2 separate regions of the Homo sapiens genome follow, and region 1 is linked to region 2. The links are chromatin contacts, found by Hi-C or POLR2A ChIA-PET in ENCODE. All regions are on one chromosome and are shown on one strand. The core of a region is the stretch at or near the end of the contact, and the rest is flanking DNA. Distances in the headings are between cores, read along the strand shown.

Region 1 (3,731 bases), core at 461-2,960, 1.5 Mb after region 2:
GCACTTGGGACACCCCCCTGAGGGCAGGGCTCCCCATTTTAGTGTCTGCCAGAAGGGAAATGACAGGGTGACCAGAGTCCCATTTTGATGGCATCTGCGCAGGCTCTGGGGAGCAGGGCCACATGCACCGGCTGGCAGATGGGGGCTCCTGTGCAGTCTGGCAGGAGCCATGGCTACAGCCTAGGAGCAGGAAGCTCCCTGAAGGAGTCGTTTCCCTCCTTAGACTCGGGACTCCTGAAGCCAGAGGCATCTCTCTCTGCCATCTAACTGGAAGCTCCCTTGGGCAGGAGTGTTTCCTCTCTCAGACTAGGAGCTCCCAGAGGGTGGGGAATGTGTCTCCCCTCACCCTGAAGGCCCCTGAGCCTCTAGGCAGACAGGGGCATGGATAGGGTGGGGGCAACTTAACATTCTCTCCACCAGGAAGGATCCTGTTGGAATTAGAATTAAAGATATGAAATGTTCATTGCCTTGGGATCAGGATGGGACAGACCTCAGCGGCAAGGCCTCTGAGAATACTCAGACCAGCCTGGAAAGGTTAGGCAGGTTTCAGGGTGAGGCCAGAGGAGCTATGCCAGAGGCAGGGCATGCCCTGGGCCCATCATGCCAGCCCTGCCTTCACCGAGGCAGGGGGCAGAGCTTTGCTGCTTGGGGCCATGACCCAGGCAGAGTCTTGAGACCCCTGCCTCTTGCACCTTAGTCCTGCTAGAATCCAGGACTTTGCAAAAAAAAAAAAAAATCTCAGGATTCTTTTTGCAGCAACGCCCACATGCACACCTCCTGCTCCTAGGCCTAGACCCCCAAAGAAGGGCCCCTAGACTGAGATATCCAGGGGAGGGCCTCAGAGCAACCCCTGCACTGAGACCTCACAGAGGAACCTGGAGAAAAACCCTTCAGTCGGCCGGGCGCGGTGGCTTACTCCTGTAATCCCAGCACTTTGGGAGGCCGAGATGGGTGGATCACGAGATCAGGAGATCGAGACCATCCTGGCTAACATGGTGAAACCCCATCTCTACTAAAAATACAAAAAAATTAGCCGGGCATGGTGGTGGGCGCCTGCAGTCCCAGCTACTCGGGAGGCTGAGGCAGGAGAATGGCGTGAACCTGGGAGGGGGAGTTTGCAGTGAGCTGAGATCACACCACTGTACTCCAGCCTGGGCGACAGAGCGAGACTCCATCTCAAAAAAAAAAAAAAAAAAAAAAAACCCTTCAGTCAACACTTCAGCACTTCACAGAGAGTTCTTCCAAGGGGGAAGGCCCAGAGAGGCCCAGGTTGATCCCACCAGGGAAGCTGGAATGAGAGAACTGTGGAGACAAAGACAGAGACCCACGGGGATCCTCCCCACCCTGCCCTCAGCAGGACAGAGGTACTCACCAGACCAGGTGGCAGAGACAGACCCAGGAAGGAGAGCAAGGCAGCCAGGCTCCCAGGGTGAGGATTTATATGTGGGCCCCACTGGCCCCCAACTTGGCATTTTAAGGAAACCAAACCTGCCTCAACCTGATCCCACCAAACCCTGGCCTCTTGCCATTCCCACTCATTCCCTCCCAGCCCCCTCCCTCCCAGAGAGTGCCAGCTCCACCACCAGCTGGGGGAGGGCTCTAGGCCAGGTCAAGGGCAGCCCCTGAGCCCACCCAGGCCACAGTGGGAAGTGGGAGGTGTCGTGGGGACTGGGCATCCTGGACCGGGGTGAGGGGAGGCAACCCCTGCTCTGGGGCCTGGAGACTGGTGCCAGGCCTCATTCTCATGACATGCCTGTGAGTCACAGCCCACTCCTGTGTGAGAGGCTGTGAGCACACGCTGAGACTTCATGGTCCAGTGCTCGTGTACATACATGCGCCCGTGTGTGTGAGAGAGAAGCAACCTGGGGCCACCCTTAGGAAGCTGGGGGCCAGAGGAGGCAGCTGGGGGACATCAGGAGGAGAAGGACAGGACTGACTTCAGGGCATGGATGAAGTGGAGTGACTTTTAATGGCCAGCACCAGAATACCTCTTAATGAGGTAATGAGGTAACTAAGTGTGCTTAGAAATACCTGGGAAGGTCCCTCTGTGTAGGAAGGTGTCTGGAAGGATGGGGAAGCAGTGAGAAATGGGGTTGCTCTACACACAGCCGCAGTTGGGCTGGGCCACAGTCTGTGGGGAGCATAAGGAAGTCCCGAGTAGTTAAAGGCTGAACAGGAAAACTTTGGCCTCCTCTTCTCCAGCTTGAGGGCTGGGTGGGTGGGTAGGGGTACATCCCTACCCAAGGCTGAAAACACCAGCTGGACAGCTTCCCAAGCCAGAATCCAGGCCTGAAGCACAGCCCTCAGCCACAGCCCTCTCTCACTGCCCCCCACACACATGTCCTCCCCAGACCCGGAGAAAGGCAAACACTGTGGCCATTCAGAGCCCAGCCCAAGGGAGGGCTGCCCCCTCCCAGGGCCCCTTCCTCCTTGGCCCTTTGTCTATCCCGGCCCGTCTGGGCATCAGGGCACCGCCCTTCCTGTGGCCCCAGCTCCCCTCCCTGCTCCAGCTGTCGAGTAGCTTCTTCCCCTCCCCCAGCCCCTCTACCTCAGCCCTAAGTGACTCACCCGAGGTTCCAGGCCCAGATGCCCAGGCAGTGACTCAGCGGCACACCCTCCTCCCCCAGGGCCAGGGCAGCAGCAGTCCCAGAGCAGTAGGTGGAAGCCCCAGCCCAGCCTGGCAGGGAAAGCACTGGCACAGAGACCCCAAACAGGCCCTGCCAGGAGGAGCTTTGGATAATGACATGGCAGGAGGATCAGACTGAGAACAGGCTGGTCCCTTCCTAGCGGTCACCGTGTGACTTGGGGGCCAGCCTGAGCAGTGTACATGAAGTCAGGCCTTGGGGCCCCCAGTGTCCTCTTCTACACCTTGGCACAGCCACCGAGTGTCCCTTGCTCCCCTCAGTACTTGAACCCCTCATGCTACTTGTCTTCCCATCGAGGCCTACTTCAAGTAGAACTCGGAATAAAAACCCTTCACACTGAGGGTGAGGGACAAGGGAGCGCAATGCATCGATTTTCACAGCCATTCTTTCCTTTTAACTAAGGGCCTCCACAGGGCCTTCCCTGCTCAGAAACTGCAGTGCATCCCCATGGCTGTCCCTTAAAGCCAGGCGGTATGTTCTCACTCATAAGTGGGAGTTGAACAATGAGAACATATGGACACAGGGAAGGGAACACCACATACCAGGGCCTGTGGGCAGTTGCGGGGAGAAGGATGGGGGCAAGGGGAGGGAGAGCATTAGGACTAATACCTGATGCATGCGGGGCTTAAAACCTAGATGATGGGTTGATAGGTGCAGCAAACCACCATGGCACATGTATACCTATGTAACAAACCACATTCTGCACATGTATGCCAGAACTTAAAGTAAAAATAAAATAAAATTAAATTAAAATTAAAAATTTTTAAAAAGCCTGGCAGTGAGGCGCTCCAGACTCGGCCTGCTGCTGCGTGTCCCTTAAACACACCGGCACATGCAACTAGTGTGGCCAAGACCCTCGGCTTGCGCTGACCCCTCTGTTCAGAACGTGCCCACACATGCCCATGCCCTCTATCCTGCTGAAATCCAACCCCCCCTTCAAAGGCCACTGCAGGGAGCCTTCCCAGGGCCCAACCGGATTCAGTGTCTACCTGTTCTGTCCTGTACAAAGCGCCCCTTTTGCCCTTTTCGTGTGTACTTAGAGAATTCTGATTTTGACTGAATCACCTGTGTACTTGTTTTCTCTCA
Region 2 (3,715 bases), core at 121-2,620:
CTTTGGAGATGGGTCCTGAGGACGCCCAGAAACCGGAAAGCTCTGCCCAGGGTGGCGCAGTGGCTGAAGGAGAGGAGAACCGGCGCTCTCCACACCTCATGGCACTCTTGGAGTCTTACTTGGTGGGGATGGCGATAGCAAGGAGCAAACATTATGATAAACGGATACTGTGAAATAATTTTTAAAAATGCATGCTAAGCGCTCAACATTTGAGGAAAGAAAAAAATACGATGAAAAAGACGTAGCAATTTTAAAAACCTCAACTATTGTCTTCTCATTCTTAACCAACACCCTCCGGAGCTTTCTGTCCCTGCTGTAGCAGGACTGCAACCCCAGACAGTATGGAAGGGAATGGGCGTGGCTCTGTTCCAATACTTCATTTATGGACGCTGAAGTTTGATTTCCACATAATTTTCACATGTCAGAAAGTATTTTTCTTCTTTTGATTTCTTTCAATCATTTACAAATGTAAACTTTATTCTTAGCTTGTGGGCAGAACAGAAAACCCGACTTGGCCCGCGGGCCAGTTTGCTGACTCTCCACTAAGGAGAGGTAAAGAAAGAGATTTTGGAGGTGGAATTATGGAAAATATGAGTTCAACTGGGAGATGAAAGGAGATAAGAAGAGAAAAATAAGTTACGGAGTGAGTGCCTAAATAGATGGTGGGGTAAAAGGAAGAGGAAGGAGGAGAGGGCTCAGCTGGGACCGGGTTCCTCCCACATTCTTGGCCGCGGCGCTGCGGGCGGCGACGGGCTAAAGTTTCAGTCCCGTTGGGTCTTGGCCGTCTGCCGGGTGCTTACTGAAACTTTGATTTTCCCTGGGGCTAGACGACCAAGTTCTAAAATGTCCCTTTTCTGGTGTACAGAAATAACTAGTGACCCCTCGCAGCTTTCCAGCCCCCTGCCTTAAACTTGCTCCTAGGCGTCTCTGGGCTCCCGGGAGACCGCGGGCGAGGGGCTGGAGGCAGTGACCCACGACGGGTCCCCCCCCCGCGCGGTGAGCGGCCAGCACTTCCTCTTCCCCAGCCCTGGGCCTTGTCGTGACTGGGAAGGCTAAAGAACCTCCGCTGCTACCCTAGGCGGCCACCCCAAGGATGATTTTAGGGCTTCATCCTTCCATCCCTTCTTCCCCAGTTCCCTCCCACGAGGCTGATTTTTCCTGCTGTTTCCTGCCACGTCCACACATAAGTCAAAGATAAAGTCTGCTGGGAAGTATGTGGGTTTTTTTTCTTTTCTTTTTCTTTTCATGTAAGAAGAAGAAGAAGAAAAGTGAGGCTTACCATGTTGGAGCTGAGCGAGGCGCGGGAGGCTGTGGCTGGGAGCGGCGCTGAGAGCTCTGTGCGCGCGGCGTGCGGGTCTGGAGCCTCTCCTCAACCCACGCCCTTCCCGGCCCAGCCTTGCCCAAGCCTTACTCAGACAGCTTCCGCGCCTGCCCCGCCCCTCCCCGCCTCCCGGGCTGGGCCTGGGACCGCGGCCGGCGCTAACCACAGAACTGAGCTTTAAGACTCAAATAAACCCACCGTCCTCTCCAGCGATTTAAGCAGTCTCACTCTCCCTCCTTTCCCTCTTTTCCCTCCTCTTTCCCCCCGGCCCCCTCCACCCCGTCCTGTGATTCCTGAAGATTTTTGACTTTTTAGAATTATAAGTTTTGCACAGTAGTCTTCGGGAAGTCTGTCCATGTCCGTGGGTCTTTCCCATGTATGAGCTCATTCTGGGCATTTAGGTTAGATAGGCAAAAAAGGTCTCTTTTGGAAACAGCAGTGGGCCGGGCGCGGTGGCTCAGGCCTGTAATCCCAGCACTTTGGGAGGCCGAGGCGGGTAGATCACATGAGGTCAGGAGTTTGAGATCAGCCTGACTAACATGGTGAAACCCCTGTCTCTACTAAAAATACAAAATTAGCCTGGCGTGGTGGCACACGCCTGTAATACCAACTACTTGGGAGGCTGAGGCAGAAATATCGATTGAACCCGGGAGGTGGAGTTTGCAGCGAGCTGAGATCGCGCCGTTGCACTCCAGCCGCCTGGGCAACAAGAGCGGAACAATGTCTCAAAAAACAAACAAAAACAGGCCGGGCGCAGCGGCTCACTCCTGTAATCCCAGCACTTTGGGAGGCCGAGGCGGGTGGATCACGAGGTCAGGAGATCGGGACCATCCTGGCTAACGCGGCAAAACCCCGTCTCTACTAAAAATACAAAAAATTAGCCGGACGTGGTGGCGGGCGCCTGTAGTTCCAGCTACTCGGGAGGCTGAGGCAGGAGAATGGCGTGAACCCCGGAGGCAGAGCTTGCAGTGAGCCGAGATCGCGCCACTGCACTCTAGCCTGGGCGACAGAGCAAGACTCCATCTCAAAAACAAACAAACAAAAAACAAAACCAAGAGTGTTAGTTAGGACAGAGTGCGGGTCAGAATTGTAGACAAGTTCCTAGGAGTTGGGGCTCTCTATTGCTCCACAGGGAAGATATTTAACAGTAAACAGTGGTGAGTATTGCCAAATCAATTGCCACGGGATTACTGGGGATTATTGTCAAGGGACAATTGCCACCCCTCTCTCTCAAACTTTTCTGTAAACTGAGGACAGCCACAAAGACAAAATCCGAAAACCAAACTACTGCACTTAAAAATTGATCCGTGCTAGTAAGGCATTTATCTGTGTGCAGTTTGCAATGAAATTAGGAGTTGTATTAAGAATCAGAAGACTTGGGTTCCAGTCTTGTGTCTGTTACTTCATTGCAATACTTTTGACCAGACTTGTCACTCCTTTGAGCTTCCACTTCCTTATTTGTAATAGGTCTTGAGATAGGCCTTTCCTGTTTCATAAGATTGTTAGGACTGTCAAGTAAAGTGAGGGCTTAGAAAGGTCTCCAAAAACTGCAGAGTAGACGCAAATGAAAGATAATGGGCTATAGGCATTGTGTGAACTGCTTCCCTGCACCTGCTCTCACAGGTGCCCTGAGCACGTGAGACAAATCTCCATCTCAGTTCTCAGCTACTCCAGACCCACATTTTCAGTTACTTGTTTATGAATCCACTTGAGAGTCCCACCTGCACTTCAGACTCAATAATTCAGGAATAACTAGTTTTCCCCAAACCTGTTTCTGTCTTCTCTGCTAAGGGTACTATCACTCTACCATTTTCCCTGCTTGAAAGCATTGGAGCCACTGAGTCTAAATGCCTTTTTGACTCACAGTTCTTATCAAGTGCCAGGTAATAGACTTCAAACCTTTGGTGGTGGGGGGTGTTACATGAACGGCTGCTGGGGTTCCTTAATACCTTAAAGTTACATGTAAATTTTTTGCATAAGAGAAATTTTTCTGGCGAAGAGTCCACATCTTTCATCTGATTCTCAGAAAAATTTATGATCCCAACATATTAAGGAATCATTTGTCTAAATTACTCCATAACTCAATCATGAGGCCTTACACACCACAGTTCTTTTCTTTTTTTTCTTTTTTGAGACGTTGTTTCACTCTTGTTGCCTAGGCGGCTGGAGTGCAACGGGGTGATCTCAGCTCACTGCAACCTCCGCCTCCCGGGTTAAAGCGATTCTCCTGCCTCAGCCTCCTGAGTAGCTGGAATTACAGGTGTGCGCCACCACACCCTGCTAATTTTTTGTGTATTTTTAGTAGAGACGGGGTTTCACCATGTTGGTTATGCTGGTCTGGAACTCCTGACCTCGTGATCTGCCCTCCTCAGCCTCCCAAAGTGCTGGGATTAC

What was found. A loop is a pair of places that touch in the nucleus more often than their neighbours do. ChIA-PET counts read pairs that join two places held with the same protein, here RNA polymerase II (POLR2A). Pooled maps may share reads with other maps.
Region 1: a loop to region 2 is called in a pooled map, with 4 times the contacts of the local background. The contact joins the promoter of S100A2 here to the promoter of S100A11 in region 2. A Hi-C loop is called at or near these places in 1 of 168 maps with a recorded cell type or tissue (CD14-positive monocyte) and 5 of 50 pooled maps. POLR2A ChIA-PET finds 5 or more read pairs at or near these places in 3 of 52 experiments (HEK293, MCF 10A and activated CD8-positive, alpha-beta memory T cell).

Annotation. Positions count from the first base shown.
Region 1 is chr1:153,564,134-153,567,864 of GRCh38, forward strand. It overlaps S100A2 (S100 calcium binding protein A2), which reads right to left and starts at 1,711. Exons shown (of 3, transcript NM_005978.4): 1 at 1,373-1,711. RefSeq lists enhancers at 68-825, 826-1,583, 1,703-1,762, 1,736-2,935, 2,633-2,872 and 1 more.
Region 2 is chr1:152,035,634-152,039,348 of GRCh38, forward strand. S100A11 (S100 calcium binding protein A11) reads right to left here and starts at 1,371. Exons shown (of 3, transcript NM_005620.2): 1 at 1,280-1,371. The coding sequence starts at 1,282. RefSeq lists a silencer at 580-874 and an enhancer at 2,832-2,991.